Regions from separate parts of the Homo sapiens genome. Here regions 1, 2 and 4 are each linked to region 3. The links are chromatin contacts, found by Hi-C or POLR2A ChIA-PET in ENCODE. All regions are on one chromosome and are shown on one strand. Each heading gives the region's core, a stretch centred on a gene start or an enhancer-like site at or near the end of the contact. The rest is flanking DNA. Distances are from core to core; before and after follow the strand shown.

The links. Hi-C counts contacts between places; a loop is a spot of excess contacts on that map. ChIA-PET counts read pairs that join two places held with the same protein, here RNA polymerase II (POLR2A). Pooled maps may share reads with other maps.
Region 1: a loop to region 3 is called in a map of B cell, with 23 times the contacts of the local background. The contact joins the promoter of CRACR2A here to the promoter of LINC02827 in region 3. A Hi-C loop is called at or near these places in 2 of 168 maps with a recorded cell type or tissue (B cell and HCT116), 6 of 37 single-sample maps with no recorded cell type and 15 of 50 pooled maps. POLR2A ChIA-PET finds 5 or more read pairs at or near these places in 4 of 52 experiments (CD4-positive, alpha-beta memory T cell, activated CD4-positive, alpha-beta T cell, activated CD4-positive, alpha-beta memory T cell and 1 more).
Region 2: a loop to region 3 is called in a map of posterior cingulate gyrus, with 2.7 times the contacts of the local background. The contact joins the enhancer-like site here to the promoter of LINC02827 in region 3. A Hi-C loop is called at or near these places in 1 of 168 maps with a recorded cell type or tissue (posterior cingulate gyrus), 1 of 37 single-sample maps with no recorded cell type and 2 of 50 pooled maps. POLR2A ChIA-PET finds 5 or more read pairs at or near these places in 1 of 52 experiments (activated T-cell).
Region 4: a loop to region 3 is called in a map of HCT116, with 12 times the contacts of the local background. The contact joins the enhancer-like site here to the promoter of LINC02827 in region 3. A Hi-C loop is called at or near these places in 27 of 168 maps with a recorded cell type or tissue (A673, Caco-2, HCT116 and 18 more), 7 of 37 single-sample maps with no recorded cell type and 33 of 50 pooled maps. POLR2A ChIA-PET finds 5 or more read pairs at or near these places in 1 of 52 experiments (activated CD4-positive, alpha-beta T cell).

The regions. Positions count from the first base shown.
Region 1 is chr12:3,751,724-3,754,423 of GRCh38, forward strand. It overlaps CRACR2A (calcium release activated channel regulator 2A), which reads right to left and starts at 1,386. Exons shown (of 20, transcript NM_001144958.2): 1 at 1,292-1,386. RefSeq lists a silencer at 1,121-1,620.
Region 2 is chr12:3,621,694-3,624,393 of GRCh38, forward strand. The region is part of intron 17 of CRACR2A (calcium release activated channel regulator 2A); the gene reads right to left. Among named protein-coding and RNA genes, the nearest start is that of CRACR2A, 130 kb to the right of the region's middle. Within about 2 kb of position 1,443, at least 2 of the 41 ENCODE cell types and tissues checked have a DNase peak (open chromatin) inside an H3K27ac peak, as active enhancers do.
Region 3 is chr12:3,298,984-3,301,683 of GRCh38, forward strand. It overlaps LINC02827 (long intergenic non-protein coding RNA 2827), which reads left to right and starts at 1,380. Exons shown (of 5, transcript NR_187483.1): 1 at 1,380-1,430. It overlaps LOC100128253 (a long non-coding RNA gene), which reads right to left. Exons shown (of 12, transcript NR_148995.1): 8 at 1,863-2,009; 9 at 1,599-1,731; 10 at 998-1,458; 11 at 335-553. RefSeq lists an enhancer at 960-1,179 and a silencer at 1,780-2,074.
Region 4 is chr12:3,645,364-3,648,063 of GRCh38, forward strand. All of the region lies in intron 11 of CRACR2A (calcium release activated channel regulator 2A), which reads right to left. Among named protein-coding and RNA genes, the nearest start is that of CRACR2A, 110 kb to the right of the region's middle. Within about 2 kb of position 1,253, at least 2 of the 41 ENCODE cell types and tissues checked have a DNase peak (open chromatin) inside an H3K27ac peak, as active enhancers do.

The DNA.
Region 1 (2,700 bases), core at 136-2,635, 450 kb after region 3:
AACTCCCTCTACACACTTTATAGTATAGAACCGAGAGGTGACAGGACCTCGGAAGCCGTACCTGAAGCCTCTCACTTATAGAACCGAGAGGTGACAGGACCTCGGAAGCCATACCTGAAGCCTCTCACTTATCACTTAAAAACTGCGCATGAAGTAGCTCTTATGGGCAAATACTAAACCATGAGGTTGTACATATTCATTTCACCTGAAAAGGGGCATGAACTCTGGACCCTTCAACAAAAATGCTGATTCCACGTGGAGCAAACTGCTCTGATTTCATATCCCTATGCCCACATCCTTGATAAAAAGACTCTTCGGTACATGCTGCTTTCTTCCAGAGACAAGGAACCCATCACCTCATGAGTTAGGTTCTTCCTCCTGACCCTCTGACCACCCTGGGGACTCCCACGGATTGGCTCTTTCTGTCCTCTTGAGTCACACAGAACGAATTCCTTTGAGACTCCTGGTGTCCTCCACAGAGCCAAACAGGGCAGGTTCCTAAGCACACTGTGTAAACAGATAAATGAACTCAGAGGGCTTTCCCACGTGGCAGGGTACATTCGCTGCATCCCGTGCATGCATGGGTGCACAGACACACACTCGCACACACACGGACACACACACACACACACGGACACACACACACAGACACACACACACACGGACACACACACACACGGACAGAGTCAGCACAACGCCTCTGAGCCACACAGCCAGGCCAGCACACGCGGGGGCCAGGGCGGAAGCCAAGCCCCAGCAGCCGCCCACTTCCTGACCTCCTTCCTTTGCTCTGGGAGGTTCTCTCTCTGTGTCTTTCTGACTGTCTGTCTCGGTTCTTTGTTTCTCGGCATGGCAACAGTTGTGGATGCTGCCTGCGTGGCCAGGGCTCCTAGTAGCACTGACCTGCAAGGTAGGAGTTTTGGTTCTTAGACTTGAGACCTTGGGCAAGTCACTTTACCATTCTGAGCCTCAGTTTCCTCATCTGTGAAATGAAGAGGCTGGATGAGGCTGGAGGGTTCCTAAGGTCCTTTCCTGACCAAAACCCTAGTGCTTCTCGGCTCTCCTCCAGTCCCGTTACCGAGTGACAGGGAGGGGAGCAAGGGCCAGGCCAGGCCTGGGGGTGGCAGGGGAGCCAGCTGTTCCCCCCCAAGGGCACACAGCCTCCATCCAGGCCCTCTGCGAGTTCCATGTGCGGCAGACACGCGCTCACACTTCGCAGCCGGAGGAGCAGGCAGGAAGCGCCGCCCCCCGGCCGCCCCGGCCGCCCACCCTCAACCTTCCTCCACGTTACCTTGGGCGTGTAGGCTTCCCGTGGACCTGCCCGCGCCGCCCGCTCGGCTCTCAGCTGTCAAGCAGCCGCCTGCTCCGCCCGACTCTTTCCGCTCCGAGCCGCGCGGGCTGGACCAGCCCCTCAGCGGAGCTGAACGGGAAGCGGCGCCCCCTGGACGCCCTCCGGGACGTGCGCGCGCCAAGCGGTGGGGTCCGGGCCTGCAGGCGCGACCTGAGGCCGCCAGGGAGGCTGGGTGGCGAGGGCGGGGCGGCTGCCGACTTAGCCGGCCTGACTGGTCGGGCTTCCGGGGTCCCGCTGCTCCCTAGGCCCCTTGCCCCGATTCAGGCTCCCAAGGTGGGGCATCAGTCCGGCCCTCGCTGGCTCACTGGAGAGGTGGTGTCTGGGAGTGCACCCCCGAAAACCCGGCAGCAGCCCGGCGTCACTCCGGCTGTTACCTCTGGGAGCAGAAACTAAAGGGGATCCTTATTCTTTATACTTTTCTGACTCTTCTATATATTCTACTGTGGGCATGAATCGTTAAAAACAAAACAAAACACCAAAAACCCAATACGTATTTGTTAATAAAGCACTGAGTAAATCTTCAAAGGCCTCCCGAGGTGCTCCGGCTGCAGGATAACCCCTCAGCTTAGCGCACAAGGCAAGGCCCACCCTGCCCTCTCCGGCCACAACCTAATTTTCCAGCCTCACCCTCTCTCCCTCACACACACACAACACTTTCGCTCTGGACACACTAGCTGTTGCCAAACACCAGCTGTTCTTCATGGCTGCTGGGAGTTCTTCTTTTTGCCTGGAACACCCTCCCCTTTCATCTCTGCCTGTTGAAATCCTACTCATCCATCCAGGCCCCTCTGAAATGTCACCTTTTTGGAGAACCCTTCCCCAGACACTGCCCCTGCAGAGTGCCCCAGTTCTTTCCTGGCAAGCCCATCTTTCTGGTACTGGTTTATGTAGTAGCATCCCCCTCTCACACGCGCTAAGTCCTATTCCAAGGTGGAGAGAAACAAATTAGCACTTACTGAGCAGCTGTTATAAATTACTCTGTGGAGTCCTTTCTTCTCCTTGCAGCCCAGCCAGCCACTAGCCCACAACCTCCCTCCACCCTGCCAGAGTTTCAGAAGGCTGTCAGGGGCTCTGAGGCCTGCCCTCTGGTGTGTCCCTACTGCGTGCCTTGGCTTTTCTGGCTCTGTCCTGGGTATGCTTCCCTGTGTCAACTCCCAAGGTCTGCAAGCTGGTGGCTTGACCTTCTCTCAGCCTTATGTGAGGAAAGAAGGACATTTCATTATCAGAATCTGAGAAGTGGAAGGGGCCTCAGAGATTATCCAGTGTAAAGCCTGCCCACCCATTTTACAGAGCAGAAAACTGTGACCAGAGAGATAAGGTCAGAGGCATCGGAGGTACCTACCATTGTT
Region 2 (2,700 bases), core at 193-2,692, 320 kb after region 3:
CTGGATATAAAAATAAAGGAGCTTAGAAGGAGCAGAAAAAAAAAATTTAAAAGCAAAGCACTCAGCAGGAGCTGCGGTTTCTGTTCTTTGTATTGTTCCTCTCTTACACAGCCACTCTGGACAACTGGCTTCCCTGCAGGGACCCTGGCCTGCCACCGATAAAGGAGAAACAGACTCATCTCCAAATATTTGGCAAAAATAAATGAGAATACCCATAAGACCAGGGAGTGTGCTAACTATCACAGTCAGTCACCATCACCCTGGCCCAAGGTCATCAGTCTCTGGCACAGGGGCAGGGAGAGGAGCTGGTATTGGGGTAGGTGTCTCATGGTCCTCTCTGACTTTGACCCCAAAAGTCTGGAACTATCTGTCTAAACTTTACACCTTTCTCATACCTAACTAGGTTTTCAGCCTGCATACCACTCAGCACAAGATGTTCAAAATTACCTCCTAGATGAAGCAACACCTCCTTCAAGCCCCTAGGGCTTTGGTGAACAGGTCTCAGGTCTACTCAAACTCTGTTGTCTTGAGACTGTGAGAGATGTTGGTAAAAATCCCATCAGCATGACAGGTTGGAGTGAAGTCATCTTAGCTCCTTCATCAGGCACACAATCTCTCTTTAGGAGATGTGGGTTCTGCCCTAGCTCTGTCACCATCTCTCCATGTGACTCATCTGAGTCTCTCCTCTTTTCTGTGTCTCTCTGTTCCAAAGCCAGGTTCTGTTCTATGACCCTCTAACAGAGAGCCTTCCCTCCACCTTCAGTTATTTCAGCTGCCTTTCTGTGAACTTGAGCTTGTTGGAAGACAGACTTGTTGAAATTCAAAAGATCACCCATCTCTGACTTTAAATAACAAGAGCTGTCAACTTGGAGCAGTGGATTGGCATTCAGCTCAGAATGTGCAGCTGCTGGGTTTGGTTGGTTGTTGCCTATGTGCATGTGTGTGTGTGTGTGTGCGTGCGTTTTAATATCTATTTGCTAGGAGGCATGAAAAAGCACTTAGCTGGGATAGTGCTGCTATTTCTCTGGAGCTAGAGCAAAAATTTTTTCAGCACATTAAAGCATGCAGTTATGCTAAGAAAAAAAATGCCTGCAAAATTATATCTTGGGGGTTTCCATATTTATCCATCCCCTGGACTATGAGTCAAAACAAGATTTATTTGTGTGGTTCATTTTAAACTGCCAGCACTTCAAGCTCAACTTGGAACGTGGAGAAAAAAAAATCAAACTGCTATTTTTTGCACCATGCTGTACATTGTCACCAATGACAAAGATCGCAGAATGAGGTTTAGCTAGCAGCCCAGGAAGGGAGAGGGAAGTGGGCCAGGACCCCTTGAGCTGAAGAACTGTTCTGCTTTGAGAGAGAAGCAAGAAGGACTGAAAAGTAAATGAACACCTGCTTTTCAGGAGCAGATTTCAGCCATGGACCACAGGACAAGAGAGAAGCAGTGCAGTGTGGCAAAGCCCTCGCTTCTAGATCGGGTGGTGCTGCTGACAAGTGTGGGCGCCTTTGGGAAAGTCACTTCCTCTTTTTGGATCATAGTTTTTCTTACTTATAAAACAAGAGGTTGCATTAGATTAATCTCCACGTTTTTTTCCAGCTCGGAAACACTGGTCTATTCGGCTTAACTCCGCCAATTCTATTTCACTTCCTCGACTCACATGCCCAGGAATCTAGTGCCATCAGAACGACAAGAGGCTCTAAACAAGAAGCTCAGCATCCCAGGACTGCAGACACTGGGGGCCAGCAATCCGGCTCTGGGGGAAATACCAGCCCATACAGGCTTGTACAGGCTGGCGTTCTAATTTCTATTTTCTCTACCCGACACAGGCCCCAGAGTCTTCTGATGTCCAGTTTGTCCCATGGCCACACGTGGGGCCTTAGAGCCTGACTAGTTTCTTTTCCAGATTGGAATGGTTAAACCAATTCTACCCAATTGAGATAAGAAATTGGGGGTGGGTTGGAAATGCCGAGTTGGCCGAAAGACTGCCTGCGGTGACTTCCTATAAGGCACTCAGGAGAATCGGCACAGAGGGCATCTGCTGGGCCTCTTCTGCAGAAGGCCTGCAGGCAAGGTAAAGTTGCCTAGACTGGGTGAAATAGCAGAACAAGGGCAAGGCCACAGTCTTCCCATCTCATCAAGCAGTGCTGGTGCTCTCTTGCACCAAAGGATTTTGGTTCCCTCTGGGCTGGAAGGACCCTCCAGAATCTCCTCATCCACACACATTCCTGCTCCGTCTTGGCCTCCCAGAGAGATAGTCAAATGCCATCATACACTGTAGAAATTTAGGGGCCAGGAGGGAGCATTTGGTCTGCTGCCTTGTTGAATGATTGGCCAAAGTTTCATGGCCAGGAAGTGATCAAGATGGGATAGTAAGAACTTCCTTTCAGGGAACTCCACTACCTCCCCCGAGCATCTGTTCCCACCCCACACAACCTCTTCCAAGAGTCTTTCCCATGCAGGCATGTACAGCAACTGAAGCCCTTTTTTCTTGTATGCTTTTCAGGTTGAGGGAGGAAGGGGGACTGTGAACAGCTGGCCACCATTCACTTACTAATAAGGCTTCAGAACCTTGAAGACTGTTATTAAAGCTCCCCCTCCACCCTCCCTTCTCCAGGCGAGGGAGTTGGTAAAGTGCTCAGAGCTCTTTGGAAAAATAAGGTGCTCCACAAATATAAGGTACTTATTATTTTCAGTTC
Region 3 (2,700 bases), core at 130-2,629:
GAAGGTCGCTGTCCGCCCCGTCTCACTTCCCATTTCTAAAACACAGAGGACCTTTATTCTCCCACCTTGCTCTTCATGGACACCCCCTGCCCCCCGCCACCTTCTTCTTCCTCTCCTCCCTCCCACTCAAGGATGCACTGGGATAATGTCATCATGATCCTGATAATGATGATGACCTGTTGTCAGGTCTCGACTCTGTCTGCAGGAGAGGGGCACTGGGCTAGAGCAGCCCCGTGAATGTCCCGTGCCACCTGGGGTGACAGTAGATTCCCCTAAGTATAGAAACAACACCCCGACTTTCCCCAATGTTTCCAGCTGCTGCTGCCGCCCTGACCTTGCGAATCTGGATGTAGAGGGCAGGCTGGTGGAGGTGCCTGTGGGCCGTACCCACTTGTCTCTCAGCAAGGCTAGTGAAGAAGGTAGCTTCTTCCCCTCCTCTCTCCTCTCCATCCCTCCAAACCTGGAGGGCAGCAGGGAGTGTGACCACTGCCTTCAGCTTGGAGACTCGGTGCTGAGGGCTCTGTTAATCCACCTCGGGGCCTCAGGGTCACAGCTGAAATGTGGCTTAGGAGGTTATTTCATGTCCCACCAGCTTAAGCAAGTGGCTGTCACAGCCCCTCCACCCACGTAGGTGTTATGCGGCATGCCCTCTTCCCCTGTCCCCACCTCATGGGTTGATGATTTTCCTGTGCACTTTCTGGATCTTTCTGATCCATGCTAAGGGGGAGGCCAGAAGGGAGCTGTTAGGCCAGCACAGATTTGTGCTGTAAGCAAAATTCACGTCTCGTACAGTGTACATCTGATGCTGGGGGAGGACAGGAGGAGCTAGGCTCTCAAGAGACACACTTCTGCATGAGATGTGTGTTCCCAGGGTGCTCCCAGGAGAGGTCCAATAAGGGTGGAGGTGTATGGGCCAGACTCATCAATGTGGGTCCACATGCACACACACACGCGCACACCCCCACCCTGAATCGTGCAGAGGGCACAGGATACTGACCCGCCGGATCCCTGAGTAAGCATCAGCATCTCTCTCCTGACAGAAGACGCGAAGAAACCAGCACGGAATGGCTCCAGGCAGCCAGCAGGGGGCGAGCAGAGACAAGACAGGACAAGTTCCCTGCAGGTGCCGGAGAAGGCCAACCGGGTTGGGCCGGGCCCTGGGGCCCAGCTGCATGGTGTCTGGTGCTTTTTTTCGGCAGCTGCCTGGGTGTGGCACTCGGCCACACGTGGGACATTTTTTTTTTAACAGGGAAGTCGTCATGCCTTCAGCTTCTTATGAGGTTTCTGAGTCAGCTCCTGGCTGTCATCAGAGAACACGAAGGAGGGGCCAGGGAAGTTCCAGGAAGTCATTCCAAAGTGATTGCTTGGTTTCCCTTTTCACGACCTGCAGATCCCAACACTCCAGGATGGTGCAGGACATCAGTCTCAAGGTAATTGGTCACAGAGGTGAGAACCTTACTGAAAAATCAGAATGTGAACCCTGGAAGGTTCCTGAAAGATGAGCTAGACGGTTTTGAAACTGTATTGGGAATCCCAAGTGTAGCTCAAGGCTACTGGTCTTCGAGGTACCAGGCTGGGTATGTCGGGGAGGTAGGTGCCTGGTGTCTGCCTGCTGGCGACGATGACTGCGAGCCCTTTCTCAAGACTTCGGCCCACCTGGGTCTTGGGCAATGTAGTGCCCAGCATCGGCCGCGAGAGGGAGCTCTAACCTGAGACTTGGCGGCCGCAGGGCTGGCTCAGTGGACCGCAGGGGAGAAAACAGGGCAAGGGGTTGAGCGCCATCAGGAGCCATTCCACAGTGACCATGGAGGAGCAGAGACTGCATGGTGGGGGTTGTGAGTGGGGAGAAAGCGTCCACTCACCTGAAAGCCCAACGACCTGGTCTCCTCGGCATCAGACTTACACAGCAGTTCCATCCACCTTGACCTTAGGGCTCAGGGCATCTGCAGCCCTACTGCCGGCCCTCGGCCTCACTGCCCTCATCTGGCAGCTTCTATGTGCTCTCGGGGCTGGAGAGGTCAGGAAGAAATAGACAGAGTGGGCCAGGCTTGGTCGGAGTCCATACAGAGCAGGCCCCCTCTGCACGGGGAGTCACAGATTTCTGGAAACCTCAGCTGAGCCTGGTGCAGTGGCACAGAGCAGCCCTGCCCCAGTTCCCAGTGGTGACTCCTCTGGGGTTCAGCACATGGGACAGAAGACCTGCCCTGGGGAGGTGCAAAAGAGCGGCAATGCTAACGCCACCTGGGCTCCCTGGCCCTGCAGGTGAGTGAGGATGAAGGGGAGCAGGCTGGTCTGGCCAGGGAGAAACTGGGGCTTTTTTTTTTTTTTTTTTTTTTTTGAGAGACAGTGTGCCCTTGCAGAGAGAATACAAATGATGGTGTCACATGTTGAGCACCTGCTATCTGCTCAGCAGTGAGCCAGACACTTCCATGGGTGTTGCTAATTCCCATCACCAGCTACCAGATGAGGTCCGGTCAGCCCCATTTCACAAATCAGTGACTGAGGCTCAGAGATGAAATAAATGGCCCTAGGTCACACAACTTGCAGGTGGCAGAACCAAGGTGAGTGTCCCTCCAAAGGCTAGAGACCCTCCTCCCAGCATGTTAGGCTGTAGCTGGACCCTCCAGGCCCACAGACCATGTGGGTAGCTGGCACCATCATCTGAAAGGACCCTATGCTGGGAGTCTCTCCAAGCCAGCC
Region 4 (2,700 bases), core at 3-2,502, 350 kb after region 3:
AGTAGAGTGCCCAAAGGGAGAGTAGTTAGGAGATGAAGCGAGAGAAAAAGTGGATGGTGGTCAGGACCTGTCTCTTCACAGCCCTGTGGGACACTGTACGAACTTTGATTTTTACTCCAAATGAGATATGAAGCCAAGGGGCTGGGGGTGGTGGGGGTGAAGCAGATGGCAAAGAAGTGTCAAGATCTGGCTTCAGTTTTCAAAGGATCCCTCTGGATGGGTGCTAAGAACAGATTGCTGGGGGCAAGCGTGGGGTCCTGACACTTGACGAATATTTTTAGCAACATGGAGGTCATTGGCAACCTGGGTAAGAACCGTTTTTTTGGAACAGCACGGGGAAAAGGCCTGATTGGTGGGTTGAGAATGTGAAGAAAAGGAGTGGAGACAGTGAATGTGAACAACTCTTCTGAAAGTTTTGTTGTAAAGGGGTTGAAGAAATGGCAAAGCAAGTAGCTGGGTGGGGAAGTGAGGACAAGAGTTGTTAGACAAGAAACATTAGAGTACATTTGTAGGTATCTTCAAAAGAGATAAAACTGACAATGGAGGAGAGAAAGAACAAATGCTGGACTAGTCCTTGAGGAGCCAGGAAGGGACAGGCTCTAATTCTAGAGTGTGAGTTGGGCACGGGGGTAGGGGGTGGCCTCTGTGACGAGTATGGGGAGTACATCCACCGTAACAGAGAAGAAGGCAGAGACATGGGCATGGGAGGAAGCTCTTATTGCATGGTTCCAGCTGTGAAACAGGAGCAAGCGTGAGGATGGAAAAGGAGGAGTCTTTTTTCCAGGACTTAAAGTAGGAGCAGTTGGGAAAGTGAGTTGACTGGGTCGCAGCGCGACTGCAGAATGCACTTGGGGATCACAGTGGAGAATTTCATCCGTTAACACAAGAGGTGGAGAGGGCAGGCCAGATGACCTCAACGTGCTTAGCAGTTTTGTGATTCTATGACTCTTCTGGCCAGTGGCCTCTGAACAAACCCACACTTTTGAAGGGCAAGGGAGGGCACAGCCATGGTTAGGCCCTGATCATCATAATGCAGCCATTTATGGAGCACTTATTGTGGGCCAGGCGCTCCGCTAAGTGTGTTGTAAACTATAGAAAGAGATTTTAGGTGGGGCCTGAGGTGTCACCACCTGGGCAACTGACTTCCAATTCCACCAGTCTTGCAGAAAACATTAGGAATGTGCCAGGGTTGTTTTCAGTTACCTGCATGAGGTGAGCAGGCAGGCACACAGCCAGGGCCTTCAGAATAAGTCAGGAGGGACATGGAGGTTATTTCACAAGTCCTGAGAATGGCAAAGTGAGCTGCTCATGCCAGAGGGATCCTCGCTCCGCGCGGAGCTGTGAGTTAGCACCCTTGCACATGAGCAAGGACCTTGGGAGACCTGGAAAGTCCCACCGTTTTTTGGAAAGCAGGCTGCATTGTTTCCTGCTTTGTGGCTTCCTGCTTTATGGGGATGTAGCCATCCCCATACAGAAGCCTCAGTATTTAAAGAAACATATCTGCTTTTGTTTGCATCGCTGCTCTACTGTGATTCCTACTCACATGTATCATCTAATTCTCAAAAGAAGCCTGTCAGCTAGGCATGGGAAAATTAAGACTCGGGTTGGTTAAGTCAACTGCCCAAGGTCACACAAGCTAATGAGAGGAAGTGCTGGGTTTTGAATCAGATCCAGCTTCAAAGTGCATGTTCCTAATCAAGTGCCCTGAAATTGCTTGCGTTTGTACCCAATGTCCTTCGGATGGCAGCCCTTCTCACCCCGTCACACCCCAGCTGTTGTCCTGATTCCACCACCGTCCCACCCCTACCCTCCCCTGACATTCCCGCTGTCCCCCACCCCCACCTCAGCATTATCTCTCCCTTGATTCCTGGTGGTTTCACTGTGAAGGGGAGATCTGCCATAAGGCCTTCCCTCCACCTCTCAGCTTTCATTAGCCATTGGGGCTTAAGCTTGGTAACCCTGGATCGATGGCACAGAAAGGCCTCAGGCCTTTTGTGATTCTGCACAAATGCTAGCCTCCATTAAAAAGACCCATAAGTATTTGTAGAGAGCTGCCTTGTCATTCTCCCCTGCTCATTCTCTTTGAATCTACCCTTTCATTTTTTTCTAAATGCAATAGAAAAAAAAGACCCCAAACTTGTCCTTATACGTTTTGTTCTCTTCCTTTTACTAAAGTCTTCCTAAGAATCAAGACCTTCGCGCAAATGGATTATAGCCTGGTCACCTAAGAACCCCTTTACATGTTCCCTGGCTCTGGAGGCTGAATCATGTACTGAGCACAATCAATCTGAAACGCATTCAGGTTAAAGCACTTTTCCATTTGGTAGCATCATAGATGCCAGACACAGTGAGCTTCCCTTGCTTTCACAAAAACAAAAACCTTCATAACATAACTAGGAAGTGATTCAAAACCACTTGCACTTCAAAAATCAGAACCCAAAGTCCTTCTGTTTCCTCACCATTCCCCAAGAGGTGCTCAGCAGGCAGTGACTTAGAAACTTCATGGGCAACATCAAAAATTCCATCTTTCCCCACACGGGTTTGTCTTTCTGAGGAGGGGAGGGTGGTGCACATTCCAGACCAGTAAACTTTGAGTTTATTGCTGGGGGTCTTTGAAGGCTGAGAAAGCTTTTTCTTGGTGCTCTGTTTGTGATTCATTTACTCATTCAACAAACATGAACAGAACACAGCCGAGTTACG